Linked DNA regions of Mus musculus: regions 2, 3, 4, 5, 6 and 7 are each linked to region 1. A link is a loop called in an ENCODE intact Hi-C map of the cell type or tissue named here. Cell type or tissue: left cerebral cortex. All regions are shown on one strand.

Region 1 (4,000 bases):
TTGCTGTGTAATCATGAAGTCCTGAGTTTGAATCCCAGGCACCCACATGAGAGCCAGGAGCAGCAACGCCTGTCAGTGACTTTAGTCTCTGAGCTAGTCAGTGAGCCTCAGTGAGAGCCCTTGCCTGAAAAGACAAGGTGGAGGATGACTGGGGCAGATACCTCTGTGTAAAGGCATGTGCACATGTGCCCTTGAACACATATGTGTATACACACACACACACACGCACACGCACACCGCACATGCACACGCACATGCAAAGGTCAGCTTCCACCCAATTTCCAGGTAAGCAAGGAAATAGTTGGGGTGAGAAGGCTCCGGAAGGGGAGTGGGGAAGAAACCAGTCAAATGGACAAGGGAAGGGTGGTCTCAAGCAGCTATGTCACACAGCTCTCCGAAGCTGGGTTCTTCAGACGGACAAGTCTATGGCTGCCTCCTGGAAAGTGAGCTACCCTTCTTGACTCTTTGTTGGCCAGCAGGGCTGGGGCTGGGGCAGAGGACTGACAAGAAGTGGTGGTCAATAACCCAGGGGTGAGAATGGGCTCTGGGGCTGGTGACATCGGCTCAGGATGACCTTCCAAGCCAAAGCAGAGGCTGGCACTGGGTGCCACAGATGCCCCACAGGAAGCTGCCACCTGTCACCCTGTTGGGGTCTTCATTAGGATAAGAAAGAAACAGAACTGTGGGGTGGGAGGTAGTTACAGGACTGTCAGAGCTTATGACACTGGAAGTCACGGAGAAGCTGTTCAACCAAGACCCCCCTGGCTCACTGGGCTTGGAAGGTCTCAGGTTAGCTATTCCAGCACCTTCTCTATCTCTCAGACTCCCTTCCATCTTCATCCCACGGCCTGGGAGAGGAGGCCTGGGTGGCTCCGGTCTGAGCACTCTCAAGCCTTGCTCAGTTCCTTGCCTCAGTTTCCCCATCATAGATTGCCAATAACAACAACACTTGCTAGGGGTGTTGTAGGGACTGCAGAGATCTTTGTGGGGTGATCACAGTCAGGAGCCAGTTCCAGTGTGAGCTACTCCTTCCTCCCCCCGCCCCGCCCCCCAGGCACTTTGCATCTTCCCAGCCCAAGGGTGGCATCTCCTGGGTGTTGTATAAGAAGCCCCAGCCCCACAGGGCTGAGGATGGCTGGCTGCCTATCAGATGAGACATCTGCGTGTTTCAGGCCTATAGCTGCCCGAGATCCCTGCCTCTGTCTGGCTTCTTAAACCACAGAGCAAGGAATTTGATATTTCCTTGTAAGGGCTATGGGCTTTTGTGGTTCCTGTCCTCCTTGGGCATACAGTCTGATTGTGAGTCAGGAACCCAGAGGCTGCAGCAGGAGGGCTGGGGCAGGAGATACTTTCCAGAGAAGATGCTCAGAGGAGGGGCAGGGGAGACAGAGGGTAGCAGAAACTGCTGGAGGCACCCAGGAGCTCACTGTGGGTCAGGGCAGACCCTTACATGAGCTCACTCATGGGGAGACCTTGGGTTGGATAATCAAGGGGAACCACTGCTTGCAAAATCCCTGTCACCTGTGAAGACATAGAACAGGTTCTACCATCACCACCCCCATTTTACATATGAAGAAACTGAGGTTCAGGGAGGACAGCAGCACCCCTCTAGTCCTGCAGCTTTGGTCTATCTCTAGAGAAACCTAGGACCAGCCTGCGTGAGGCCTGTCCAGATCTGGAAGGAAGGGACTAGGGACCAGGGGTAGGAGTTGGGATGGAGGAGCTGAAGGGGTGGGCAGCAAAACCAAAGCCAAATCCTATTAGTACTAGGCAGAGAGATGGAGGAATGTGGGTGAGGACAGGGTCAGTCGAGGAGAGGCCTGGAACCCCTAGAGCACCGGATAGTTCCCCCTCCCTCCCAGGTGCGACCCCTCAACTTCCCGGAAGACACCACCCCCAGCTGGGCGGAGAGAAGGCCCACCGCCCCCGAGCCGCCCAATCAGAGGCACTCCCAGTCTGATGGCGGAGGCGCGGGCTGAGGGTTCCCCGGGCCTTCGGGGGAGCCCGGGGACCTGACCCCGACTCGGTGCCCCCGGCCCCCGCCCCCAGCCTCATTAGCACCGACGCCGGTTGTCTCCCCTAGCTTTCCGGTGGCTCCAGAATTTAAAGGTTAAATCCTAACCTCATCTCAGCAGTTTCTCCGGGCTTTGCCTACCCAGCGCCAGTTGCTGGTAATTATATGCATCTCCGAGCAGCCAATCAGCTGTCAGACTGACAGATACTGATCTTTTCGTTTTATTTTTAGCTCTGTGCTTCCCCCTCTAGTTGCAAAAAAAAATTCTGTTTGTTCTGAAAGCCGCTGCCTGCAGCCCTGCAGCCTGCTCTCATCTCTCCTCCAGCCAGGCGCGAGCAGGCAGCCACTGAGGATGAAGCCTCCATCCCTTCTCCAAAGCAAGGACAAAACGGCCTCTGTCCCCAGCTAAGGGCCGGCCAGGACGAAGCCCCGCTGCTGCACAGGGCCGAGGCGTCCTCGGATGCACAGCCACGGGAGAGAAGATGGCTTTGGCCTGGAGAGGTTGCGGCATGGAATGGAGACAAATCCTGTCGGTGGCGCCCGGAGGCCAGGAGAGGGGCAAAGACAAACAAATAGCGGGGCAGAGCTTCACTGAGAGTGGAGGGGCTTACACAAGCCAGTGACCCCAGAAAAGCAATCACCTCACAAAATGAACAGAAAGGGGCCTAGAAGCTGCCCCAGCTCAGTTTTGCATGGGTAGGCCATGCTAGGCACACTGGACCCTTCTAAGTCACCTGCCATGGGAAAGGCCAGCGATATGCACCCCTGGAGTCCTTTTATGGATCGTTCTAAAAGGCTGTATGGGTCTTCCAGGAGGCCCCTGGTCATACAGTAGATTTTGGAGAGGTCTGATAGACTCTACGGTTTATAGAATTTCCCCTTGTGCCTCAACACTCTGCCCCGAACTCATGCTTGGCCGTAGATAAAGAGAAGCCGGCCAGCCAGGACAGGGCCAGGATCCCATCATGACTTCTCTCTGGAGGTAGAATCCAGTTTAGGACACTGGCCACAGAGGCCTGGATTTAAGCCCAGGTCATGTTTCTCAGCTCTGGGTCCCTAAACAACCACAAGCTCTCAAAGCCACAATGTTCCCATCCATGAAGTGGGTCTCAGGCATGCCTGCACCTCTGGGAGTGACTTGAGGGTAGTAAATGGTCACTCCTGGCTCCAGCACCCCGGGCCTAGCGCCCTAAGAGTATCACCAGGTCCTCTGTTTGGTAGATGGGGAAACTGAGGTTCATCTGACTCTTATTTGGCAGATCTGGGACTAGAACCCTCCCCTCCCTTTTTGGCTTCCTATTCTCTGACACCACAGATGGTGTGCTGAGAAGGCTGAGGAAAAGCGAGGAGAAGGGAATTAGGAGACCCAGCGAGATGGCGGGAGGCAGGAACACCCGGATCAATTACTTGCGCTATAAATTCTGCTGTTTTGCAAAGTGAGCACACAACCAGAGAAGCAGGGATCCCGATAGGACCTGGATTGAGCCGAGCATGCAGCACCCCAGCTGCCGATGAAAAGGATGAGCTGCAGGCTGGGGTGCTGCAGAGGTCAAGGGCCCACAAGTGGGGAGCTGAGGAGAGAATGCAGTTGAGCTCTTGGGAGAGTCAGCCTTTCTGCCGTCCCTAGCGGCTCTCTTCTCTATGCTGCTGGGTGGGAAGCCTGCCCTTTACTCCTGGCCCTGGACTTGGTTCAGAAGAGAGTCTCAACATGCCCATCCATAAAATGGGGTCATGAGGGCATCTCTTCCTGGGGCCAGTGGGAGGGGTCAGTGAAGTGTAAGGTGTGGGTGGCTTTGCGGGGGGGCCTGCACACACAGCAAATAGACTTGCTGCCGTTATGGTTGCTACTAGGAAGATAACCATGGGCTGGGTTGGGGGGCTGGTTTCAGGCAGATGGAAGTGCACTTAGCTATTGAAAGTGGGGAGGGGCTGGGGTGCAGCTTGGTGGATAGAGTGCTTGTCCTGGGGTCGATCCACAGCACCAAA
Region 2 (4,000 bases), 210 kb before region 1:
ATGGCAACCCGTGCAACCAAGCACTTAACTGCGAGGACTTGAGCCAAGCACGGCGCCGATTCCACACACCAACCTTGCAGTGGCTGCTTTCCTTATCTCAGAGGGGAAACTGAGGACTGGAAAGTGATGTACGGGCGCGAGTGAAGATACGTCTTGCCAGCCTCCACCAACGTGGCTTCCTCCAACCCAATCCGTGGTCACCAGAGTCCCTGCCCAGGTCTGATCGGTGAACCTCCATGGGACGTGCACGTGGGCCAGGGCCAGGCCCAGGTCACTTGACGACGGGGCCTCACCGCTTCAGGCAGTTGGGGTGAGCACCTCCCTCCTCCCTGGCCGCGTCCCTCGCGATACTTACCTGGGTCGGGGCTCCAGGGACCCGAGAGAAAAGGACGGGTTGAGAAGGAGGCTGGCAAAGACCGTAGCCCACAGCAGCCGCCACCACTCTACCGGACCAGACACCTCGCGGCCTCTGCCTTTGTCCGCACACGTCACTTCCCCGAGCCTGGAGGGGGCTGGACTCAAGATCGCTCCGCCCCGAGGCCAGTTCACTCCGCCCCAAGACTAGCTCATCCCTCTCCACAGACAGATAGCCCCTCCCCAGGGCCAGATCGCCGCGTCCCACAGGCAGCTCACGTCCAGATCGTCCCTCCCCCACAGCCAACTCCGCCCTCTCCAGGGCCTGCTCACACCTCTCCACGCCCCCACAGCCAACCCCGCTCCACGGCCTGCTCACTCGACACGCCCAGAACTTCTCTCCGCGCGACTAACTCGCCCCTCCCCACGCCCAGCTCGCCCAAACACAAGACCAGCTAGTTCCGCCCCACGGCCAATTCGCCCCTCCCCATCGCTACCTCGCTTGTCCCCGAGGCCAGTTCACCCCGCCCCCTGGCCAGATCGCCGCACTCCAAGGTTTGATCGCCCTATTCTTCGGCCAGATCGCCTTTTCCTTCGGGATCCTAACCCAGTTTTTTGCCTACGCGCAGGGACTTCATGATGAAGGATCCACAGCTGATATCTCACACACTTGAGGGTGTAGCTCTTTTAAGACAAGAGTCCAACTGAGTTCTGGCCGTAAACTTCAGGATCCTTCTGCATCATCGACGTGGTTGCTGGGGTTACAGGCACGCGCCTCCATGCGCCACAAGGCTGGATTCTTAAAAACCAACATCATGAGAGTTTTCCACCCTAAAAGGAGAATTAAGCCGGGCGTTGTTGGCGCACGCCTTTAATCTCAGCACTCGGGAGGCAGAGGCAGGCGGATTTCGAGGCCAACCTGGTCTACAAAGTGAGTTCCAGGACAGCCAGGGCTATACAGAGAAACCCTGTCGGGGGGGGGGGGGGAGGAGGATTAAAAGCCATTGTTGCTCAAATCCACCCATGCCCACTAGTATATTAAAATAATATATCAACCCAGGAAAGAGAACAGGAAAGAAAGGCTTTGACAGAGGTAAGGATTGCCAGGCCAAATAAAGCAGAAATCTAGAAGTTTGCCCTCCTGAGGACCGCCCTTCCCTATCCACTCAGACAATCTGCACCGGGTCTTGAAGGAAAGATGAGCTTGCTGCATGCAAACCCCCTCTAACCGCCTCGGAGTTCTAAGTTGCCTCTTCTAACTGGTGGATGTAATGATTCAGCTACAATACTCTGAGGGTTAAATTTGTGGGATTTGCGAGTTTAGGCTAGAGTCTAGTGGGGCTTGCAGGCAATGAAGGTTATCATAATAAGTATTTTTGCCTTAAGCTCACCTCTGTTGGCTGACACACCGGCTGTTAGACATACTTGTCATGCCTCCTGGGCTCTGCATTACAGTAGGTGCTTAAAGTTGTGTTTTGCTTTTACTTATTCTTTTTTTTTTTTTTTTCCTTTTCTGGATCAGTGCCTTGCTAGGTAACCCAGGATGGCCTGAAACTCACAGTGATCCTCCTGCCTTTGAAATGCTGGGATTGAAAGAATGCACTACCACACCTAATGTGTATTTACACATTAATACTGAAAGCAATAGAGGCTTAGGAGGCGGAAAAATCCTACCCCCAATTGAGTCCCCACCCCAAATCTGTGCACCTAATAGTTGATAGCTACTCTGGGTTATTCTAGGTATTACCTGGTTTCAATAGTTCAAAGAGCTATTCACCACCCCAAAGTGGTGAATACTTGTAATCCCAGCACCTGGGAAGTGGAGGCCGGAAGACAAGGAATTAAAGGTTATCTTTTGCCGCACAATGAACTTAACACCAGCCTACACTACCAGAGACCTAGTCTCAAAAACAAAAGCCAAGGAGCTGAAAAGATGACTTGTGACTCAGCAGTTAAGAGTGCTTGTTGGGGCTTTAGAGATGGCTCAGTGGTTGAGGGCACTGGCTGCTCTTCCAAAGAACCTATATTCAAATCCCAGCAACCACATGGCAGCTCACAACTGTCTGTAACTCAAAGATCTCACACCCTCACACAGACATATGTGCAGGCAAAATGCCAAAGCACATGAACATAAAAACAAAAATAAATTATCTTAAGAAAGGAAGGAAGGAAAGAAGGAAGAGTGCTTCCTGCTTTTACAGAGAACTAGAATTCTGTTCCCAGGCAATCTGACCCCTTCTGGACTCAAAAGACACCTGCACGTATGTATGCATGCACACATGCTTATGCACACAGAGATAAGTAAAAAGTAAAATTTCCTTTAAAATGCAAGTTTGGTCTGGTGTGGTGACTCACACCTTTAATCCCAGCACTCAGGGGGCAGGGGCAGGAGGATCTCTGTGAGCTCAAGCCCTGCCTAATCTATAGAATGAGTTCCAGGACAGCCAAAGCTACACAGTGAGACATGGTCTCAAAAAAGCCAAAATTATTAATAATAAGAAGGAGAAGGAAGAGGAGGAGGAGGCTTGAGGAAACTGTTCACAAAAGCTGGCTCAGCCCTTAAGAGTACAAACTGCTCTTCCAGAAGATCTGAGCTCAGTCCCTAGCGCACATGTTGGGTGTCTTTACAACCCCTGTAACTCCAGCTCCAGCGGATCCTGCTAAGGCCTGGGTAACTGCTGCCCGTCTAGCCAGATATTTTATGCTGTTATTACTGCTATAAAGAAAACTTCTCATGTGTTGTTTCTAGGAATCTTTCTCATTCCCAAGTTGATTGCATATTCTGGTATGTCCTGAGCTTTGGTACTATTAAAAACCAGTCAGTTTGAACAGCTTTGTACAGCTAGCCACAATAAGCTTGGACCTAAATCAACCACCCAGCAGCACTTCCTGCATCTATGTATAAACGTTTATGGGTTTTGCTTTTATAAGCTGCCCCTGGGATGGACCCCGACATAAGAGAGACGCCTGCACCAATATAAGAAGCTACTTGGAATAAGACTTCCATTTTGAGTAGGGGTGAGTAAAGTTCCTGAGACCTCCCTGGGAACTGACATCTTACTTGGCAGAAAGAGTCCTGTACATGGGTAAATGATATCCTGGTTGGCAAGTTAAGACATGAATGTCAGGCAAGGTAAGTCACCAGCACAGTTAAACACCCCGACAAATGAGGACAGGATAAATGTACAGCAAAGACGTGCTCCTAAGGAAGTTCCCTATTCCTAAATCCTGACTGATGAAATAACTTGGCACAAACATTCATGGATTTCATGCTTAAAAGCTCTGTAGGATTCTGGCTTGGGGTCACAGTCAGCTCCTGAGTCTGGTTTGAGGCCCCGATCGATCCATCAGTCCTGTGATGAATACTCAATTAACTATCCCTACCTGACTGAGATCAGTGTTTGTGTGGTTTGTGGGGTGACTCCTGGACCCCAACAGATCCAGTGTCCACTTCTGGCTTCCTGCACTGAGCATGCACATGCTTACACACAGATACCCACAGAGTCATCTTAAATAATGATACAACGGTGATGTAGCTCAGTTGGCAGCGTGATCGCCTGGCATGTATGATGTCCTGTGTTTGATACCCCAGTCCCACATAAAGCCAGCGGTAGCTGGACGTTGTTACAGTCTCGGTATTTAGGAG
Region 3 (4,000 bases), 120 kb before region 1:
GTGTGAATTATGTGTTTGTGGGGTGATGCTAACTGTGATACACATGAAGGGAAGAGCTAAGGAGAGATGGAGTTGGAAGAGTTAACTGGAAAAGCAGGGTGAGGTTAGGAGTGTTCCAGAAGTGAAAACCACACCCGCACATGTGCAAAGGCCTGGAGGCTGGAGGAGTCCAGGCAAAGGAGCACGGAGGACTTGAAAGAGCTCCAGCAAGGCTGAGGCAGGGAGGGGAGGAGCAGAGGAGGGGAGACGGAGAGGAGGGGAGGTCAGGGGCAGCTGCCTACAAGGTCCACTAGCTTCCACAGTGTGGGCAGGGAGCCCCAGCCACTGCCCAGGTGAGGGGCTTTGCTGCTTCAGGGAAGGATGTTAGGCAGAGGTGAGGAACAGCAGCTGCCCCCCACCCCCACCCCACCCCACCCGCCTCTGAGAAGGACAGCCTAGTTTTAATCTAGTTTTCCCTCTGTATGTTGGGTCCCAACAGGACAAAGCCAAACAGCCCGAGAACCTGCCAACTGGAGGTTCTGGAACACTCTCTGCGTGGTCTTCCCGAGCAAGTCTTCTAGGTTGGAACCTCTGGCAGGAGCAGAGGCCATGACTTGAACCCAGACCTGTCATCGGTAGTGCTCCCAACTGCAGTCATCCCTTAACAGCTGGCCAGGTTCCAGGTCCCTTTCTCCTTCCAGCCTCTGTTTACCCAGCTTGCACAATCAGCTCATAAGTCTACAATTTTTTTCTTTTTTACTCTGAAATTAATGGCCTCTTCTTTAGTTATTATTGAAACCCACACAACCGGCTGACTTCTGACCTCCTGGGGTTGGATAAGCTATCTGCAGGCTCACCCTTGGAGAATCTCCCCTTTCTCAGCAGCCACTGGTTGTCTGTGGCTCCCTTGTCGGGGTGGGACCTCGTGAGACCCCGCCTCCTAGTGTGCTGGTCTGTCAGATGATGGCGTCATCATGAAGGTCTTGTTTAGGTGAGCATACTGTTGAGATTTCATGGGTTCAGCTTCCTTGTCATTCATTCATAGAAAACACAATCCCCCAGTAGAGGCCCTGCTCTCTGGCCCTTACAATCTCTCTGCTCTTCCTCAGTTTCCCCTGAGTGTTAGATTGTAGGAGTCGTGCTGTAGATGTATCAGTTGAGGCTAAGGCACTTATTCTCTAGATTTTGACTGTTTTGTTTGTTTTTGTTTTGAGACAGAGACTCACTGTGCAGCCCTGGCAGGCCTTGAACACACAACTATCCTCTTGCCCCCAGAGAGCTGGAATTAAAAATGCTCCCACCTCAACTAAATTTACACACGCACACACACCCTTTTTCTCTCTGCTTCTTTCTCTGTCTCTTTCCTTCTCCCTCTTTCTCTCTGTCTCTTGAACTCCCAGCAATTCTCCTGCCTCGGGAGTACTGGGTGGGGTCAGAGGCAGGAGACAAGGCACCTCACAAGGCTGTGCAGACTTGTGGAGCATCTGCTATGAAGCAAATCCGGGAGTCAGAGTCCCCCAGGGACAAAAAGGCCCTGCCCAAGGTCAGGCAGCCAGCGTCGCATCTGAACCTAGAACCGCAGGTGCGCGCTCTCCTCTAGCCGCCCCCCCTCGGGGGTGGCATCGTCCCAGCTGTGCGGCCTGGCGGCCCCGGCCCTGACGTCAGGCGCGGCCAGCGGAGCCTGGTTCTGCACAAACACGTCTCGGGCCAGGGCTCCGGGGGCGGCGATGACTCAGGGCCCGAGGCCGCCGGGCGGGAAGCGGAAAGTTTTGAGCCTCTGACATCAGCGGCCGCGCAGGAAGGCGGCTCCGGGAAGGCGGCCTGGCTCGCAGCCCGCCCTAGGGCGCGGGGGTGGAGGGGACCGGGACGCAGGTGTCCCCGGCCCGGCCTCGGCCGTGGAGCCGCTCCACCCGCCCGCGCCGCAGAGCGCTCCGGAGGCACCGCATCCATCCTGCTGCGTCCCTGCATTTTAATTACCGCCGCATTAATATTCATGAGCCGGGACTCGAGGGGGACCGCGGGCTGTCATCTCCTCGCCCGCCCGCGCACCCCCGCGCCCCTCTTCCTCGCTGAGTCGTGGGCTTCATCCCCCGCCACCCTCCCCCGCCCCCACCGCGCGCCAACAGTTGGCGCTCAGCGGAGCAAGGGTGTGAGTGTGCGCAGGAGTGTGAGCTGCCGTGCGGGGAGCTGCAGAGTGTGGGTGTGCCTGTGTGCTGCAGGCGAGTGTGCCTGGCTCTGTGTGGCCCGTGTGTGGTGTGCAGATGTGTCTGTGTGCACCAGCACCTGGACTGTGACCCTGTGTAGAGGTCAGAGTGCTGGGGCATTGTGTCTATACATAGGAGGTAGGGTGCTGGGGCAGTTGTCCATACCCAGGGGCCAAGTGCAATGGAGAATTTCTATAGGGAGACATGTCTGCGTGCATTGCTGATTATACAGTGAGAGCATAACTATGTGCACGCATGTGTGTGCTGTGGACTTGGTATCTGTGTTCATATGTGTGTGTCCTTATACATGGATTTGTGTGCTGTGGGCATGTGTCCATGTACACTGATATGTGTGCTGTTGGCATGTTTCTGTGTACATCAGTGTGCACCGTGGTAGTATGTCCATGTGCACAGTCTGAGTATGTGTTTCTGGGCCTTCCTGACATCTGCATGATCTTGCAGAAGAGCCAAAGCTGCCCAGGTCAGGAGAGCGTGAGTGTGCGCATGTGCAACTGTGTGCATGCGCAACTGTGCCCTTCCGGGAGACTGAGCCTTGTCCACAGTCACCTGGCAGATAGGTCTGTGACACAGTGTGGTCAGAGACCACAGTTGGCCAGCTCAACATCCTGGACAGGTCCTTACCATGAGCTGTCCTACCGGATCTGTGCAGTGTCTGCTGTGGTCTCATTTGCCGATGGAGAAACTGAGGCAGTCAGTCCAGGAAATGTCTGAACTCTGGCCCCTATCTTTAACAGTACCCCCACGGTGCCACCATGTTGTCACAAAATGGCCTCATCTTGCAGTCTGGGTGTAAGCTCCTTGAGTGGCAAGCACCTCAGTGGCTGTTTCCCTCCTGAGGAAGGCTTGCAGGCCAAAGCCTTGTCTAGGTGCCACTGCTCCCTTTCTTATTTCCCCAGCTTCTAAGCCTGACTGCCTGAAGCCAACTATTCAGCAGGCAGCACAAAGTGCCTAGGTCAGGCCAGGGGTCAGCTCTTCAGTCACCTGCCTTCCCTTCCATTAATCCATCTATCCGCCCACATACCATCTATCCACCTATCACCCATCCTATCCATCCATCCATCCATCCACTCTTCCAGCCATCCATCCATCCATCCATCCATCCATCCATCCATCCATTCTTCTATCCATCCATCCATCCACCCACCCACCCATCCTAGCCTTTCATCCATCCATCTATCCTATCCTTCCTTCCATCCATCCATCCATCCATCCATCCACTCTTCCATCCATCTATCCATCCATCCATTCTTCTATCTATCCATCCATCCATCCATCCATCCATCCATCCATCCATCCATTCTTCTATCCATCCATCCATCCATCCATCCATCCATCCATCCATCCATTCTTCTATCCATCCATCCATCCATCCATCCATCCATCCATCCATCCATCCATTCTTCTATCCATCCATCCATCCATCCACCCACCCATCCTAGCCTTTCATCCATCCATCTATCCTATCCTTCCTTCCTTCCATCCATCCATCCACCCACCCATCCATCCATCCTTCCATCCATCAATCTATCTTTCCATGCTTAACTGTCTCCTCTGACATAGTTCAGGAGAGTACTGGGACTCAGTCAGTCTCTTCCTACTGCGATGCTTTAATTCCCTTAGGTAAATGAGGGGCATGGGCAGACAGAACAGGGTCCCTGAGAAGTTAACTCAGCTCAGCCACACAGCCCTGTGAAATTTTGTGAAAGCAACATTCTGCTCATGTCCCAAGAACCCTCAATTCAAGCCCCTGCTCTTCTTGGTGACCAAGGAAGTAACAAGACTTGCCCCTGGGAAGC
Region 4 (4,000 bases), 91 kb after region 1:
CCCATGTGAGTTCTGAGAACTGAACCTGGGTCCTCTGCAAGAGGTGTCTCCCCAGCCCTCCAGTGCCCAGCTTTTCCCTGATGCTGAGGGTAGATCACATGTCCTCGTGTTTGTGAGGCAAGGCTTATGGACTGAGCCATGTCTCCAGCCTGCATGCTTTCTGCTTTAGGCACTGTGGTGGTTTGTATATGCTTGGCCCAGGGAATGGCACTATTAGGAGGTGTGGCCTTGTTGAAGTAGGTGTGGCCCTGTTGGAGTGGGTGTGTCACTGTGGGTGTGGGCTTAACACCCTCACCCTAGCTGCCTAGAAGTCAGTCTTCCACTAGCAGCCTTCAGATGAAGAGGTAGAACTCTCAGCTCTGCCTACACCATACGTGCCAGGATGCTGCAATGTTCCCTCCTACCTTGATGATAATGGACTGAACCTCTGAACCTGTAAGCCTGTCCCAATTAAATGTTGTCCTTATGAGAGTTGTCTTGATCATGGTGTCTAAGACAGGCACCCATGTGTATGACGGGACTTACCTTTGCAGTCGTCACCGGCATGTTTAGGTGACCAGCAGCACTGCCCTGGTACTGTGGGGCATCTCAAGTGAAATAAGGGATTCCTGAACACGGCACTAGGACCGTGTCGGAGGACCTACTCACCGAGAAACCCAGTGACCAGCAGATAGGCACCATACACACAGCTCAGATACACTGGACACCCAGATGACTCAAGTCCTGGGGACTAGGCAGAGGATAGCTTGAGAATCGGTCAAATCCCTTCCAAGTTCAAACTCACAGATTGTTTCCTGAACATTCCACCTAACATTTTCATACCAAATTTAACTGTAGACAACTGTGAAGCTCAGAGAGCAAAGTTATCAATAAGGGATATTATTGCCAAAGTGTAGGTGACCTTCCGTGGCCTCTGTGAATGCAAAGAAATGGGTCCAGGGGAAGAGAAGTCATTTGTATGTTGTTGTTGTTTTGTTTTGTTTTTAGGAAGGGTCTCACTCTGTAGTCCTGTCTGGCCTGGAGCTCACTATAGAGACCAGGTTGGCTTCACACTTGCAGCAATCCTCCTGCCTCTGCCTCAAAATGCTGGGATTACAAGCATGAGTCTCCACAGCTAACAGCACATGATTCTAGAGACAGAATTCCTCCTTGAGACCCTGACCCTGATCATGTGTTTTCCTTTTCCATCCCAGAAGACTGGCCATGTGTGTGTTCCTGCCTGCGCCCCCCACCCCGCCATTTTTGAAGAGTTCCCAACAGTTCAGGGTCATAGAGTTCCCCAGCCCCCATGGGCCCCACTCATCAACAGCTTGCCTGGGGTGGGGACAGGGGAGAGTCATCTAGTCCTCTGTGTGTGTGTGTGTGTGTGTGTGTGTGTGTGTGTGTGTGTGTGTGAGATCCCCTGTGTGAGATCCCCCCGTGTGTGATTCCCTGTGTGTGTGTGATCCTTCTGTGTGTATGTATGTGATCTTCCTCTGTGTGTGTGTGTGTGTGTGTGTATGTGCTCGAGATTCCCCTGTCCCCATCCCCCATTTCTCCAGACCCTGCTCCCACCACCCAGATTAGCCCTGAGCCTGAACCTGACAGCACCTTCTCCCAGTTACCCTGCACTCTGCTTCCTATGCCTGTGGCTAGGCCACCCTCACATCCTCCTTAGGTGGTTCTGTGCCTGGCCATTTCCTACAAAAGGAAGGGAAGGCTGGAGTCACCTGCTCACACCAGCCAATGAGCACGTGGTATCAGGGTCAGCACCCCCTCGGTTTCAGCCAGGACCCCATTGCCAGCCTCAGTTTTCCTCTCTGTAGGTGTAGATGATGAGGCCTCCTTTTCAAGTTGGTTCTCCATATTGATCCCTCCCTCCCTGGAGAGGCTCTGTGTCTGCCCCTGGCTGGAAAAGCAACCTTGATCTGAGATCAGGCTAATCCCTTCCTCCGGTTTCCCCAGAAAAAGGGGAGTGTGAAGTTGGAAGCAGAACCGAGCTATGTCACTCCCTATTCTTCAGGGGCTGAGGGTTCTGCCCACCTGTCAGCACAGGGCCCAGCAGGCCACCGATAATGGAAGAAGGCGGGGCCTTCCATCTCCTTGTTCTTCCTACTCAGTCCTGGGGATGTGTGTGTGCATGTAGTGTATGTATGTATGTATGTATGTATGTATGTATGTGTGTGTCTTTGTGCATGTATTACTGTGTCTTTGAGTGTGTCTGAATGTATGTATTTGTGTGTGTGTGTGTGTGTGTGTGTGTGTGTGTGTGTGTGTTTAAATTCCAGCCGCAGAGCTGTGCATTCCCATCCGGGCCTCCTGCCTCCTCCCACCTCCTCACTGGTGGCTGTCTCACGACAGACATTTTTAGTGGTGACAGCTGGCCTTGTGGAACTCAGCTGAGTACGGGAATGAAGTTTTTTTCTTTCTTTCTTTTTTTTTTTTTTTTTTTAAAGAACGAGGCAAACCACGGCCACTTTAAATAGCTGTGCAGAGAGGAAAGGCGAGGCAGGAAGGCGCGGGCCGAGCTTCTTAGTGGAGGGGAAACCGAGGCCAGATCGAGGGGGCAGACGACCCTGCCTTGCCACAGCTTGTGAATGGCAGGGCTGCAATCCAAACCTGCGTGGGCAGATCCCCATCAGCCACCTTCCGGCTGAGCTCACCAGCACTACAGCCACCCCTGAGCACCAGGAGAAGGGACTGACTGATGCCGGGTCCCCGGGACCCGGCTGCACCCACCTATCCTTCTGCAGGTTGGGCCTGGCCTCCAGGTGCCAGGCATCCTAGGTGGACCGCCCTCATGGCTGCTCCTCCCCCCTCACCAGACTCAGATCCTGTCACTTTTGTCCCCTCTGAAGCTGTGAGTGGTTGACAACTCGGTTATCCACGTGCTACCCTCACAAATGGTCCCACAGCATCCACCCTGTTCCTTGGCAACAGACACATTGCCAGCATCTGGTGGAGCTGGGATGACCTAGGTTCAAGTCCTGCCTCTTCCACCTAAGAGCCTCTAGCTGCAGCTCTGTGAAGCTGGAATCTGAGTGGGTGGGTGGGTGGGGCTGCGGGTCGCGCATGCTCAATGCTGGAACCACCTTGCATGGGGGGGGGGGCAAAAGTAGCAACCGTGTGTGTGTGTGTGTGTGTGTGTGTGTGTGTGTGTGTGTGTGCCACGCGCGCGAGTGCATGCATGTTCTGCTCCACCCCCATCCAAGCTGTATTTCTGGACCTGAATCCCTTCACATGTACCACTCCTAAGAGGACCAACAAAGCCTTGGGAGGCATTTAGGCTGGGAGTAGGGTGCCAGTGCACTTGTTCCTTCTTGTTCTAGTGTCACTACAGGTCATTGCTCCCCTCTCACACACCCCTGTGCCCCCCAGACACTGTGATGTAACCACACACAAACACACACATACACACACACACACCCCAGTATCCCTCTCCCCCAAGTGGTGCATCAGGGGTGTAGACCAGGGAGCCCTCCCTCAGCAGAATACCACCCTGTGTCAGAGAAAAGCAGTAGGACACCTAACAGGAAGAGTGAACACAGCACGACTGTCCCCATCCTGGGTTACCCCGGTGCAGGTGCCAACATGCACCTCTGTATGTCTCCCCCACGGGACCCCCTGTATATCTAGATTGACTTTTGGAACATCCTCTGAGCAGACTTTTTTGTGATACTGAAGCTCAGAGAGGTGAGTACACTTGCTCAAGGCCACACAGCAGTGAGTGTAGGGTCTGGAATTCTGAATCCCATTTGTATCCTGTTATTAAGAACTCCTCAGCCCTAGGGGAATTACTTGGTGCTTAAAGTGCTCACCATGCAAGATCAAAGTTTGGATTCCCAAAACCCATGTATATGCTGGGTGGGCCTCGCAGCCTGCCTGTAATTCCAGTGTGCAAAGGTGGAGGAGACCAGATACCTGGATCTCTGAGTTTCACTGAGAGACCCTCCCTCAATGAACAAAGTGCATAAGCCATCACTGAAGAGTCCCATCATTAACCCTGGGCCTCCAAATGTGT
Region 5 (4,000 bases), 200 kb before region 1:
AAAAATCCCAGGACAGGCCGAGCACTGTGGCACCCCCCCCCATAGCATCAGGTTCAAGCCTCCTTTGGCTTCTCCCATCAGAGGTAGCCTCTGGGAATCCAGCCCCTCCCTCCAACCCCCGCGGATTCTTGGCATCCTCTGGAATTTCCAAGGTGGGCTACCTGGCCCTCCTACTTTAGAGAAAAGGGACCCATTGGCGGTTGGAGCAGAAGTAGGACCACGACAGGGATCAGCTTTGTGGTATAGCAGAAACAGTCACAGGGAGGTAGTTTTAAAACCCAGGACTTCTCTGGAGGCAACCGTCAGGCACTGGGGAGCCTGTGGTTGCCATGGAGACAGGGCTCTGTCTAGCCTTGCCAGCCAGAGGAAGGAGAGAGGGTGGGGGCGTGTTAGTATGCCCCTCCCTGGGGGCGGGGACAGGGAACTCACTCTGCTCTCTCTCTTTCTCTCTCTCTTCTAGTCCGGCAGAATATCTTTCCGAGTGAGCAGACGGCTTTGCCAGCTGTATCTGTGTCAGAACGGGTGCTCGGGAGTGTTGGGAGATGGTTGGACAGTCTGCCCAGAGCCCTTTATCCCAGGGTCCAAGACACTGTGGCCGGCTCCTCATTCTGGACCTGCCCCCGCGTGTGAGGCTCTGTGGGTAGAGGAAGCAGAAGGGTTGTGGTCTAGGTCCTCCAGCTACAAACTGTACGTGGGTCTGGAACTCAGGGCCAAAAAGCTATAGGCCCCCCTCTCCCCATCAGGTCAGCTCAGGAACCTCAGCTCTACCTTTCTGAGGACTCCTCCGTGAGCAGCCACCTACCCTTCATCTCCAGGGCCACCATCCCAAGGCCACGGGGAGGCCTCAGAACCTTCCTGGACACCCCTAACAATGTGGATCAGGTGGGCAAATGGCCCCATCCCTGGAACCAGAAGCTGGTGAGCAGCCCAGGGCGGGCAGCCCGCCAGCAGAAGCACCAGCCCTCAGTGACTCTGTAGGGGACCCTCTCTGTTGAGTCACCATGGGGTTTATGGCTTGGATTTGTGTGGCCTGGCCTCCTCAGCGTGGAGCCAAGGGGGAGGAGGCCCTTGAGCCAGGCTAGTGAGTGGGTGGGCTGTGCTTCAGCCTAGGACAGCTGTAATGTGGAGCCACCTGCCCCCCCACCCCCGCCTGCCCCTGCTCCCTGTCTCCTCCCTGGGGTCCCCTCAGCAGTGCCATGCCAGGCATCTTTCTCCCTCTAGGAATCCTTTCTGCCCAGTTTGGTGCTGCAGTCTGTCCTGAAGCAAGGCCGCCCTAAGGGCTACCAGCTGCTCCTGCCGTCCACCACAAACCGGCAGCAGGCTCACAGGTGAATGCCTGCCAGAGCTCCCCCCAGCTCAGGAGTGTACCCATGCCAGGCAATGAAGAGAGTGCTTCTTCACCCCACAAATAAACACACCTCCCAGGTGGCTGGGATGGATCACTAGGTCTCCCAGTAAAAGCCACTCTAGGTGCCTGATTGGGGACCACTTGGGGTTCCTGGGTAAGGGAGATTGGGGTGGGCTCACAGCTGGGATGAAGCTGATGACAGCTGGATATTGGGGGTGGGGAGTCAGGGCACCCCAGGGGCTCAGCTTGTCCCAGGGAATGCTTGTGCAAGGGGTGGACCACTCACGACACAACCTCAACCTAAATCAACCCGTGCCTGAAGCAGAGCCTCAGCCATAACCTCAGCCTAGGAGAGTGGATAAACAACTTCTTGTCTTTAGCGCCAGAGTTTTTCTCTGTCCACCTTTTAGTACATGATATGGGTATCCAGACCCCAGCCCAGGAAAAAGATTCCTGTGTATGGGTAATCCTTAGTTCTCTTACCTGCTCCGGTGTTCAAATCCACATGGGGAAGTGGCCTGAGTCACCGTGGCAGGCCTCCTAGAATTTATCTACTGTATTAACATAGATACTGCCTTACACCTGGGTGTCCCCCATTACTCCATGTCCGAACCCCTGGGGGAACCCCTCCTTCTTTGGAGTTTCACTTTGTTCTTGCGCTCTGGCCAGGTCTTTATCGCCACCTGCTGGCCCTTGAAGAAACGTCTCGGACTCGGTGCGGAGTGGAGTGTAACGGGGAGGACGGAATGCTAAAGCTGGGGGTTTGGGTTGGACTGGGCCGGTCATTTTAGGGACCAGATGGGCTGGGGATGATGAAGGGCTGACCCGGCATGCGACGCGATGCATCAACGTCATCAGCGCTGGGCTGGAACGGGGCTCGGTCCCTTTCTGAGCTTTCAGGCTGTGACCCAAGACGTGGAATCCCTGTTTCTCTGGAGTGCTGCGCGCCGTGCGTGCCGGGTCTGCCTGTTTCCCCGGCCGCCTGCAGCGCCGCACCGCACCGCGCGGGGGCAGTGTTGGCCTGGCTTTGCGCCGCGAAACTTCAGCTCTCGGCCGGTATCGTTGTCAGAAACTTTCCCCTAGGCAGTGCTCACTGTGATGGGTTTGGCGCGTCCCACTGTGGGAATCCAGTCTCCAACCTGCAACCCTGAGACCTGGCCTTCACGGAGAGTCTGGGAACACACAGAGCAGACCACGCAAGGAGAAAAACTTGGACGTTGAAGTAGAACACACACTGCATACCACATACACCATAGAGATCCCACACATAGAACACCTCAGGCACAGAAACAGGACACGAGGAGACATACTTGCACGTGCTCAAATGCGCGCGTGCACACACACATACACCACAGAGACCCCACACACAGGATAGCACATACACAGCCACCACCTGGAGATCCCACACACAGGGAGAACACACAGACACACCATACCACACTAATAGAGACCCCACACACATAGAAAACCATACTACAGATGTTCACAACAGATACTGCCCAGGTACATAACACATAGTAAACATACTATATATATATATATATATATATATATATATATATATACACCATGTACAGACCCCACACATGGAGAGGCACATACTACACACACACATACACAGAAGACAACACATACCACATAGTCCATATTTATGGAGACACACCACAGATATGCATGGACACGGAGAGACACACATGTGACACATACACATGGAAAAACACAGATACAAAGAGCTACCCACAAACATACCACATAAACAGACAGCACATTGACACATATGACCATACAGATGGCAAACAGACATCATCCCACATGGAGGAGACGAGCGTGCACACACACACAGAGCCCATTACACACACAGAGATAACACACTTCAGAACATGTGTTGCACATTGAAGCATGGACCTCTGGAGTACCGGGTCCCAGAGAACTTGTGGTGCACGCCTTTAATCCCAGCATTCGGGAGGCAGAGGCAGGCGGATTTCTGAGTTCCAGGCCAGCCTGGTCTACAAAGTGAGCTCCAGGACAGCCAGGGCTATACAGAGAAACCCTGTCTCAAAAAACCAAAAAACAAAAACAAAAAAAAAAAAACAAAAAAAACCCCCAGAGAACTCCCAAGGTGGTATCTGCCTGCAGCCACAACATCGACGTTCATGTGACGCCTGAACTTAGGTGACCAAGAAGGCTCTGGGAATGCTGAGGCTGGGGAAAGACCCCTTTCCGGTGACCTCGGTCCTGGGTTTTTTTGTCTCTCAGAGTGGTCCCATTCTCCTTCCCAGAGTCCACACTGAACGTTTTTGTCTGGATGGTTGAGCAGGGTCTCATAGGGAGCTTTGGCTGATCTGTGACTTGTTTTGTAGACCTGGAACTCAGAGACCTGCCTGCCTTGCCCACCTCAGGGTTAGGATTAAAGTGACTGCCTCAGGCACAGGGGAGCTAGGGGAAAATCCTAGCTCTGGGTCTGTTCCCAGTAGCATAGCGGGTATCTTATCTGTGAGTTGTGTGCTTTGGGGTCAGTCTGTTCCTCTCCCCTTGTGAGGCCTTCCCATCTCTCTCATCTCCCTGATCACCATCACAGACTATGTCCCTTGGGCCAAGTCGAGTGGAGAAGGGGAACTAGGCTTATTGGGGTGACAGATGGGGGGTGTCTCC
Region 6 (4,000 bases), 61 kb before region 1:
GCAACGGGCTCGCGGGGGGAGGGGCCGCGCCGCGGCGGCTGCTATTTCTGCTGCTTCCTGTTCCTTGCGGCCACGTCGCCATGGCAACGGAGTTACTCAGCTCGGCCGCCTCTCGGCTCGGCTGGTGCGCGTGACCCCGGCCGCTCGCGCCCCCTCGTCCCCCTCCCGCACCCTCCCCGGTGCCCGCGGCCGGCAGGGAGGCAGATTGATGGGCGACGCTTATTAAAACACAGTGGAAGCGTTTCCGTTTTTATGACGCTGACGAGGCAGCGTTATTTACTGTTATTGTTCGCCCTGGCCGCCCGGGAGCTCACCTTCGGCCAGTCCCAGGACGGCGCGTGGCACCCCGGGGTCCCACCTATTCTCAGAGCCCCTTCTCCCGCGACAGCCGTGGAGAGGGGCCGCACAGGCCCAGGGGCTCATGCTTGAAGGAGAAAAAGGCGACAAAAATAAATAAATAAAAGAGAAGCAGATGACTTCATTCTCGGGAAGGCCAATTTCCTGGGGACGCTGGTGGAAACAGCCCCCGAGCCGCTGAATGCTCTCAATACTAAGCCAGATGGAGACCAGAAAATCCTCAGCCCTTCCTGAACGTGTGACCCCCCAGGCTAGGCAGCCAGGCAGTAAGAATTCGGCCACCCAGTAGGGTTTAGCTTCCTAGATTCCGCAGCATTTGTCCTGAACCTTCCCACTTAGCCTCCCCTCCCTGAGAGGGTGAGTAACCGGCTCAAGGTCACACAGCCCAGTCCCTGAGTTTTCTGCTTGAGGTTTCTGCAAGGAGGAAGCCAGCGAGTACTGTGGAGCCAGAGGGACAGCAATTCGACCCAGGGCTCTTTGAAGCCTGACTCGGCTTCGAGGCGAATAAAGATTAACTCAGCACGTGTAAGCCTTGCTGTGCGGTCCTCTGCACATCCTGTATGGGGTGCCCTTCACGGGAGGGGGGTGTCTACTGGGATCAGAGAGCTCGGAAGGAGGCCCCCACTCCAGTCCCCTGCTACGATGTTAATCTCACCAGGCTAATTAAAGTTTACAGTCCTGCCCATATCCACCTCCAAACTCCCAGGTCGTTATTAGCCCAAATGCAAACAGTTATGACTCTGGTCCTGGACAGAGAGGCTGGAAAGAGGGATGGAGGAGATGGCCTCGGGCACAGGAAGTGGACGTTTAATAATAATAATAATAATAAATATTTGCACGTACAAACAGCTCGAATGAATGGCCCAGAATGGCCCAGGTTGTTTTTTCCTGTGTGCCGGGAGGAGCCTAAGGCCTCCAGCAAAGAGAGCCCTCTGCCTTCAGACCACATCCAGCCCTCAGCCTTGGCTCAGAAACAGAAGTCAGGGTCGTCCTAGGTCTGCTACAGGGTTTTAGTTCGATTCCATTGCCCTTTCAAGGTCAGAGCTTTGGGCCCGGGCCTCCTGGTCATTTCTTGGTAATTAACAAGGGCTCCTTCAGCCCCACGAACACCTCAGACTCTCCACACACAACGCACGGGTGGTTCCTAAGTCGCCTGGACCATCACAGAGTGATCTTCAGGGCTGCTGGGAATCAGCCTTGAAGAAAAGGCTCCCAGAAAGACTTAGTGCCCTTGCTGATGATAGTCTAGAGTAGGGCAGGCTGGGGGAAGAGTGTGTGTGCAGTTCCTCATGCCTGGAAATCAGTGTGCACCCCATAAACTCACCCCCCTCCCCGGGGAACAGGCTGCATGCAGCAGCAGGTACTAGCAGGGAAGGTGCTAGCCACACCTGTGGGCAGTTTGACACATGAGCAAGCTTAAGACCCCCAAGGGACAGACTGCTTTACTCAGAGGGACACCTCAAGAGAGACCCCAGAGCTTGACTCTCCTCATGACAATTGTTTCTTCTGGGATACATTCTTTCCCACCAGAAGTTCAGAGGCTGAGGTTGGGTGAGCAGAGGAGCCAGGGACACTGAAGCTTCTAAATGGACCCTCCCTCCACTGAACAGTTTTCCCTGTCAAGAACGCTGTGTGTTGAAGGAAGATGGCTCCTGCGGAAGGTGGTCTGAGGAACAGGGTACAGGAAAAGTTTCTGCGCTGCGTGTCCCTCAGCCTTGCTGTCATGAGCTGCATGTGCCCCCAAAGGGATGTCTGTGTTAATCTCAGAAGGCTTCAAACATGGCCTCATTTGGTAAAAAGAGTCTTTGCAGACCTATTTAAGGTTCTGGAGCATCCTGAATTAGCCAGGTGGGGCCTAAATGCCATCGCAAATGTCTTTGTAAGAAACGGGATGCTGGCTGGAGATGGCTCAGCAGTTTAGAGCACTGGCTGTTCATGCACAGCACCAGGATGTGAGTCCCAGCCCCGCCTTGGAGATTCACAACCTGCTGTTAAGTCCAGTCTCAGGGTATCTGATACCCTCTTCTGAGCTCTCTGGGCACCACACACACACACACACACACACACATGCATACAAGGAAAACACTCACACATAAAATAAAATCAATGTCAGATGAAAGGAGATGGGCCAGTGAGATGACTCAGTAGGTGAGGTAGCTGGCCACCAAGACTGGCAAGCCATGTTTCACCTGGGACACACATGGCAGAAAGGGAGAGATGACTCCCACAGACTGCCATCTGACTTCTGCACACGTCCACAAGCGCTGTGATGTGTGCACACAAAAAATAAATACATGGGGGAACAAGAGCAAATTCAGACTCAGGCAGAGAGGGAAGTGACACAGAGCCACAAGCCACTGAGCACCCGAAGCCCTCACATACCAGAGGCAGCAAAGAAAGCCCCTCTCCAAAGCCTGAAGAGGGAGCACAGCTCTCCTGACACCCATTGCCCATGTCCAGCCTCCAGAGCTGCGAGGACATGTGTGCTGTTAAATCCACAAAGCCTAACACCAATCCGGAGATGGTGGTGGGGTGTGGGGATGGGCTGATGGCCGCATGGTGATGGTGGTGGTGGTGATCATGATGGTTGTGATGATGATGATAGTGGTGGGCAGTGATGGTGGGGTGACAGCTATGATGGTGATGATGGTGGTGAGTGATGGTGGTGTGAATGCTGGTGTCCTGGTGGCGGTGGGTGTTGTGGTGGTGATATTAATGAAGGTGTTTGCGACGGTGATGGTAATGCTTGCGTGGTTATTTTAGTTTTCTAGAGCTAATTCTAGAAACCATGACCAAGTGGAGGCCCCAGCAGGATGGTCCCAGGCCTTGCTCCTTGCTCTAGCTCTCGATGATGTCCTCCATCTACATGGACAGGGCTGCCTGTTGCTTGTGTCTTCACCACCTCCTCCCTTTGGGAAGGTCCACCCCTGTGTCCAATACTCCCATATGTATGAGGACAGTGGTCTTGGTTGGGACCTACCAGAGTGACTCATTTTAACTCTGGAAAGACTTACTTCCAAATAAGGCTCCTGAAGTGCCAGCGTCAGGACTGGGTCCTCCACAGGGCCACCATTCTTGCCAGTTCAGCGATATTGGATCCTTGAGGCCCTGAGGATGAGAGCCACAGGGATTTGCAGATTGTCTTGGCTGTGGACCCCAAGTTCCTACAAATGCTATGTGGGGTGCAGTGGTCGATGCCCACAGCTCTCTGGAGGTCAGCGAGACTGTACTGAAGGGTAAGGGTGGGGCCATGCCTTCTCCTCAGAGCTCACTTGCCAGCTGTAAGGCTCCTGGCAGCCTCTGCTCTCCTGGCCTCGGGTTGAAACCTGCTTGTATGGACTCTTGTCCAGGCTGCAGAGGGCAGAAGTTGGCGCTGGTCAGGCCAGGTGGCAGGGAGTCAGGGCAGAGGAGAGGGAGGAGGGTGGTAACACGGCCACCTTCCCATCCCTCCCTCCTACCTGCCTCCTCTGGTTGGTCATGGTCACGTGTGATCCCTTGCTGTTTTTACACACTGCAGTGCCTGTCCTTGGCTCCTCCCAGCTGCCAGCAGCTACCCTGAGGGTAGAGCCTGGTGATCTGCCAGCCTGGTCCTCCAGAAGTGCAAAGGGAAAATGGACCATTTGATTGACCGTACTTCCCTCCT
Region 7 (4,000 bases), 96 kb before region 1:
GGAGGGAACTGGCAGCGCCGTGTTGGAGGAGGGGGAGCCGGGAACCGACCTGGACAGATTCCTGCCCCTCCTCATCCTCCCCCAGGGGAGGTGAGGGAGCTGAGAAAGACTGGCAGGACCCCTTTCCTACAGACCTGACCTCCCTCCCATTCCCCAGATAAGACAACCGAGGCGAAGGCACCCGGCCCCTCACTGCAGGGAGCTGACCGAAGGGTTGGGGGTGGAGTCCTAAGAGCTCTCAGCACCCCACTTCCACCTGCCCTCTGGCCTCAGTTTCTCTGGTGGTGGAGTGTGGCTCCCCAGGGCACAGAGCTGGCTGCCTAGCCTCACCCAGGTAGAGAGAACCCGACAGCCTTTCACACCAGATATTGACTTGAATTCTCTGAAGGCAGCTGGAGGGAAGATGTGAAGGCTGGGGCTGAAGCGTTGGAGAAGGGGTGGACAGTCATAGCGGCCACGGAGGTCTGGAGAGCCAGGGACAGGACACAGCCACGACTCTCTCAGACATGGCAGGAAATCTTCCCTGGTCCCCAGAACTCATCTCCACTCCTCCTCGGCATGCTGCCCTGGGGTTGGTGCCAGCACCAGGCCTGTCACCCACAGGCCCTGGGGACCTGCCAGCCGCCTGTTTACCAGACACGCCAGCCCCCAGTCACAGCCGGGCCTCGGAGAAGGGAGTGGGGGAGGGATGACAGATGGCGGAGGTGCCTTTCTAACCAGAGTCGGAGACAGTTGAGGAACAAGAGAAAGCCCTCAACCCCAGAATCCCCCAGTCCCCACTATGTACAGGAACACAGGAACACCCTGGCCAACCTCAGATCAAAATGGCTCCAGACCTAATAGCCTGTCATTTGTACTGACAGCTCAATCACCCTTGTGGCAGCTTCCTGAGGGAAGAGGTCTCCAGCAAGCAGCAGGAGACCCACCATCTGAGTAGAACTTCTGGGGTGCTCAAAATAGGTCAGGATCAAAGACTAGGAGAAGGCAGGCACCCCCAGAGCCTGCCTGATGGGGTGGAGTTTTTCTTGATTGTTTCCTTTATGTCTAGGGGTAGACCCAGGGCCTTGCACCCTGAGCTACAGCACCACCAGACAACTGTGTTTCACCTCTTGCTCTGCCTCATAAGGGCCTCCAGTCCCTCTCCTGCCTTCAAGCAACTGCAACATCTTCCAAAGTTCTGGCCTCAACTTCTGAGGTCTAACCGGATGGCACCAGGGTCTGCACTGCAGTCCCCAGAAGGCCAGGATGGGCCTGGAACCCACTTTGGTTTTCTTGGGGGTCCAGTGCTCATGGTCTTGTGTACTCCCCTTGTATGTGTGCAGCAGTCAGAACAACCTCAGGGGTTGGTCCTTGCCTTCCGGCTGGGACTGATGAAACACTACGGATGAAAACCAAGTTGAGGGGGAAAGGGTTCCACGTCCGTGACTTCTGCTTCCACGTCCTTAGTTTGTCCTGGAAGGAAGTCAGGACAGAAACTCAAACAGGGCAGGCACCCAGGGCAGGAGCTGAAGCAGAAGCCTTGAAGGAGTGCTGCTTACTGGCTTGCTGGGCGTGGCTTGCTCTCTTAGGAAACCCAGGACCACCAGCCCAGGGTTGGCTCCACCCACACATGTGCCCAGCCCGCCCACATCAATCACCAAATAAGGAAATTCTCTTCTGGCTTGCTGCCAGAGTGTCAAGTTGACATAAAACTAGCCAGGGCTGTGGTGGCACACGCCTTTAATCCCAGTACTCAGGAGGCAGAGGCAGGCGGATTTCTGATTTCGAGGCCAGCCTGGTCTATAGAGTGAATTCCAGGACAGCCAGGGCTACACAGAGAAACCCTGTCTCTAAAAACAAAACGAAACACAACACACTAGCCAGCTCACCTTCCACGTGTTTTGAGACGGGGTCTTGCTCCCTGCAGCGAATGCCCAGGCTGGTCAGTCCTTGAACCTCCTGGGCTCCTCGCCACTTCCCATCTCTCTAAAGAATACTGAGATTATAGATGCGCTACTACTGTGTGGGCTCTGGGGGTTCAAAATCCTCATGCCTTGGCCCTGCATGGCAAGCACTTGCCCCCTAAATCATCTCCCTCCCTCCCCTCCCCTGTTGAGAAGGGGATTCCCAGGCTAGCCTCCCTCTCGATGGCGGCTAGCTAAGGACGCCTTTGAACTTCTCTCTCCTTCTTCTACTTCCCAGAGTGATAGGACTGAGGCCTGTGCCACCCAACCAGTTTATCCAAGTCTGGAGACCCAGCTCAGGGCTTCATGCGTGCTAGGCAAGCCCTGAGCCCGGTAGGGATGATCAGCCCGGTGGGGATGAGTCCTTCTCCAGTCCCTTAATCCACTTTTGACTTTAGAGACAGCCTCCTAGCTCCAGCCTGAATGAACCAGGCTATTCCCACACGTGGGTGTTCTCTGCTGGATTGTGCTGTGAGCACAATTCCCAGGAAATGTTTCCAGGAACTGTACAGCAGGGCCTTGTGGGCACAGGAAAGAGGAAGCTAATCACAGGACAGGATGCAGCAGGGTGGGGCTTGGAGGGCGTGGTGTTGCCAGGTCATGGTGATGAGGACACACAGGGGCTGTGTGTGTGCGCGTGAGGACACACACACACGCGCACGCACACACACACACACACACGCACACGTGCATGCACAAGAGTGTGGAGGGAGGGGACACCTTCTCTTGTCCTCCACCTTAGTTTTGAGACCAGATCTTTCACTGAACCCAGTGCTCACCAGTTGGCCAGACTGACCGACAGAGCCCAGGGATGGACCTGCCTCCCTCCCTGCCACAGTTGGGGACTGTGTGTGGCCACACACAGCTTTTTAAAATGTGACTCTAGGGTTCCAAACTCAAGTCAGTCTACTTATTAACAACAGGGCCCTTACCAACTGAGCCATCTCCTCGGCCTCAGTCAGGGGTTCCTGAGGGTCAGAACTCTGTGTGTGTGTGTGTGTGTGTGTGTGGTGTAGTGTGTACATGTGTGGTGTGTGTGTACAGTTTGTGTATGTGTGGAATGTATGTGGTATATGTACGTGTAAGGGGTGTATGTGTACTGTGTATCTAGTTTGTGAGTGGGGGTATGTGTGGGAAGGATGTGGTTGTAGGGTGTGTGTATGTGTAGTGTAGGTGTGTGTAGTGTATGTGTGGTGTGTAGTTTGTGTGTGTGGGATATGCATGGGATGTATGTGGTATGTAATATGTGTGTGGTGTGTGGGCATGTGTGTAGTGTGTATATATGTGTGGTGTGTGTCTAGTTTGTGTGTGGGGGCATGTGTGGGATATATGTGGTAGGTAGTTGTGTGTGTGTGTGTGTGATATGTGTGAGTATAGTGTATATGTGTGTGGTGTGTAGTGTGTGCGTAGTGTGGAATGTATGTGGTGTGTGTGAAGGGTGTATTGTAGTGTGTGTGGTGTGTGTATAGTTTGTGTGTGGAGGTATGTGTGGGATATATGTGGTGTGTAGTGTGTATAGTATGTGTGTATAGTGTGTATGTGTAGTATGTGTGTATAGTGTGTATGTGTAGTATGTGTGTGTGTGTGTGTAGTATGTGTGTATAGTGTGTATGTGTAGTATGTGTATGTATAGTATGTGTGTGTGTGTGTGTGTGTGTGTGTGTGTGTGTGTGTAGTATGTGTGTGTATGTATAATGTGTGTGTCTGTTGTGTCCGGCCAGCAGATCACAGCCTGGGTTCTAGCCTGGAAAGGCATTTTGGAAACCTGGAAGAGAAGAAGGGCTAGGCAACGAGAGAAAGAGATGCAGCTAAGACAGGCATTCTGATCAAAGCTCAAATTTACTGTTCTGCACGCAGTTATGAAGCAGGGGAAGGGGCCCGATTCCCACCAAATAATCTCAGAGTCCAGTAGCAGGGTGACCACGAGTATGGCTCCAAGCAGCAAAGCAGCAGGTTCCAGCAGTGGGCGTGGCAGAACGATTGATCGGGAAGCTCCACCCCTGAGCAAGCAGGTTTCAGGCTGGGGGAGGGGAGACTACATGTGTCCACATGCTATT

Evidence for each region. Peaks named below come from ENCODE experiments on the same cell type or tissue, not always from the same donor. Only the 100,000 strongest peaks of a DNase experiment are listed, where the experiment ranks them.
Region 2: a loop joins it to region 1, with 2.8 times the contacts of the local background. A loop is called at or near these places in 6 of 42 quality-filtered maps.
Region 3: a loop joins it to region 1, with 4 times the contacts of the local background. A loop is called at or near these places in 13 of 42 quality-filtered maps.
Region 4: a loop joins it to region 1, with 2.1 times the contacts of the local background. A loop is called at or near these places in 4 of 42 quality-filtered maps.
Region 5: a loop joins it to region 1, with 2.9 times the contacts of the local background. A loop is called at or near these places in 8 of 42 quality-filtered maps.
Region 6: a loop joins it to region 1, with 3 times the contacts of the local background. A loop is called at or near these places in 10 of 42 quality-filtered maps.
Region 7: it touches region 1 in a loop (2.9-fold over the local background); 5 of 42 quality-filtered maps call a loop at or near these places.

Annotation. Positions count from the first base shown.
Region 1 is chr2:30,593,197-30,597,196 of GRCm38, reverse strand. It overlaps Cstad (CSA-conditional, T cell activation-dependent protein), which reads right to left and starts at 2,153. Exons shown (of 2, transcript NM_030137.2): 1 at 2,123-2,153. The coding sequence starts at 2,127. In left cerebral cortex, a CTCF peak has its summit at 2,258; DNase peaks (open chromatin) are centred at 1,945, 2,247 and 3,382; H3K4me3 peaks cover 1,574 bases; H3K27ac peaks cover 3,173 bases.
Region 2 is chr2:30,804,439-30,808,438 of GRCm38, reverse strand. It overlaps Ntmt1 (N-terminal Xaa-Pro-Lys N-methyltransferase 1), which reads right to left and starts at 471. Exons shown (of 4, transcript NM_170592.3): 1 at 356-471. In left cerebral cortex, no CTCF peak of the experiment used is centred here; DNase peaks (open chromatin) are centred at 658 and 2,395; H3K4me3 peaks cover 1,371 bases; H3K27ac peaks cover 941 bases.
Region 3 is chr2:30,709,893-30,713,892 of GRCm38, reverse strand. It overlaps Gm14488 (a long non-coding RNA gene), which reads left to right. Exons shown (of 4, transcript XR_866106.3): 4 at 479-746. Among named protein-coding and RNA genes, the nearest start is that of Gm14488, 9.3 kb to the left of the region's middle. In left cerebral cortex, no CTCF peak of the experiment used is centred here; DNase peaks (open chromatin) are centred at 220, 1,752 and 2,166; H3K4me3 peaks cover 1,189 bases; H3K27ac peaks cover 3,456 bases.
Region 4 is chr2:30,502,491-30,506,490 of GRCm38, reverse strand. No RefSeq gene overlaps it. Among named protein-coding and RNA genes, the nearest start is that of Gm39781, 6.7 kb to the right of the region's middle. In left cerebral cortex, no CTCF peak of the experiment used is centred here; DNase peaks (open chromatin) are centred at 1,656 and 2,342; H3K27ac peaks cover 1,137 bases.
Region 5 is chr2:30,793,027-30,797,026 of GRCm38, reverse strand. It overlaps 1700001O22Rik (RIKEN cDNA 1700001O22 gene), which reads left to right. Exons shown (of 7, transcript NM_198000.3): 5 at 461-626; 6 at 744-882; 7 at 1,222-1,464. The coding sequence ends at 1,332. Among named protein-coding and RNA genes, the nearest start is that of 1700001O22Rik, 6.7 kb to the left of the region's middle. In left cerebral cortex, CTCF peaks have their summits at 2,073 (motif pointing left) and 2,305; DNase peaks (open chromatin) are centred at 374, 2,063 and 2,336; H3K4me3 peaks cover 577 bases; H3K27ac peaks cover 1,657 bases.
Region 6 is chr2:30,654,632-30,658,631 of GRCm38, reverse strand. It overlaps 9330198N18Rik (a long non-coding RNA gene), which reads right to left. Exons shown (of 3, transcript XR_003954017.1): 3 at 2,434-3,465. It overlaps Gm32316 (a long non-coding RNA gene), which reads left to right and starts at 2,699. Exons shown (of 4, transcript XR_866104.3): 1 at 2,699-4,000. It overlaps Gm14486 (predicted gene 14486), which reads left to right. Exons shown (of 4, transcript NR_136917.1): 4 at 1-468. In left cerebral cortex, no CTCF peak of the experiment used is centred here; DNase peaks (open chromatin) are centred at 609, 763, 2,106, 3,904 and 1 more place; H3K4me3 peaks cover 503 bases; H3K27ac peaks cover 3,855 bases.
Region 7 is chr2:30,688,978-30,692,977 of GRCm38, reverse strand. LOC115489511 (a long non-coding RNA gene) reads right to left here. Exons shown (of 3, transcript XR_003954019.1): 3 at 3,935-3,963. Among named protein-coding and RNA genes, the nearest start is that of Gm14486, 13 kb to the right of the region's middle. In left cerebral cortex, no CTCF peak of the experiment used is centred here; DNase peaks (open chromatin) are centred at 613, 1,617 and 2,413; H3K4me3 peaks cover 174 bases; H3K27ac peaks cover 2,805 bases.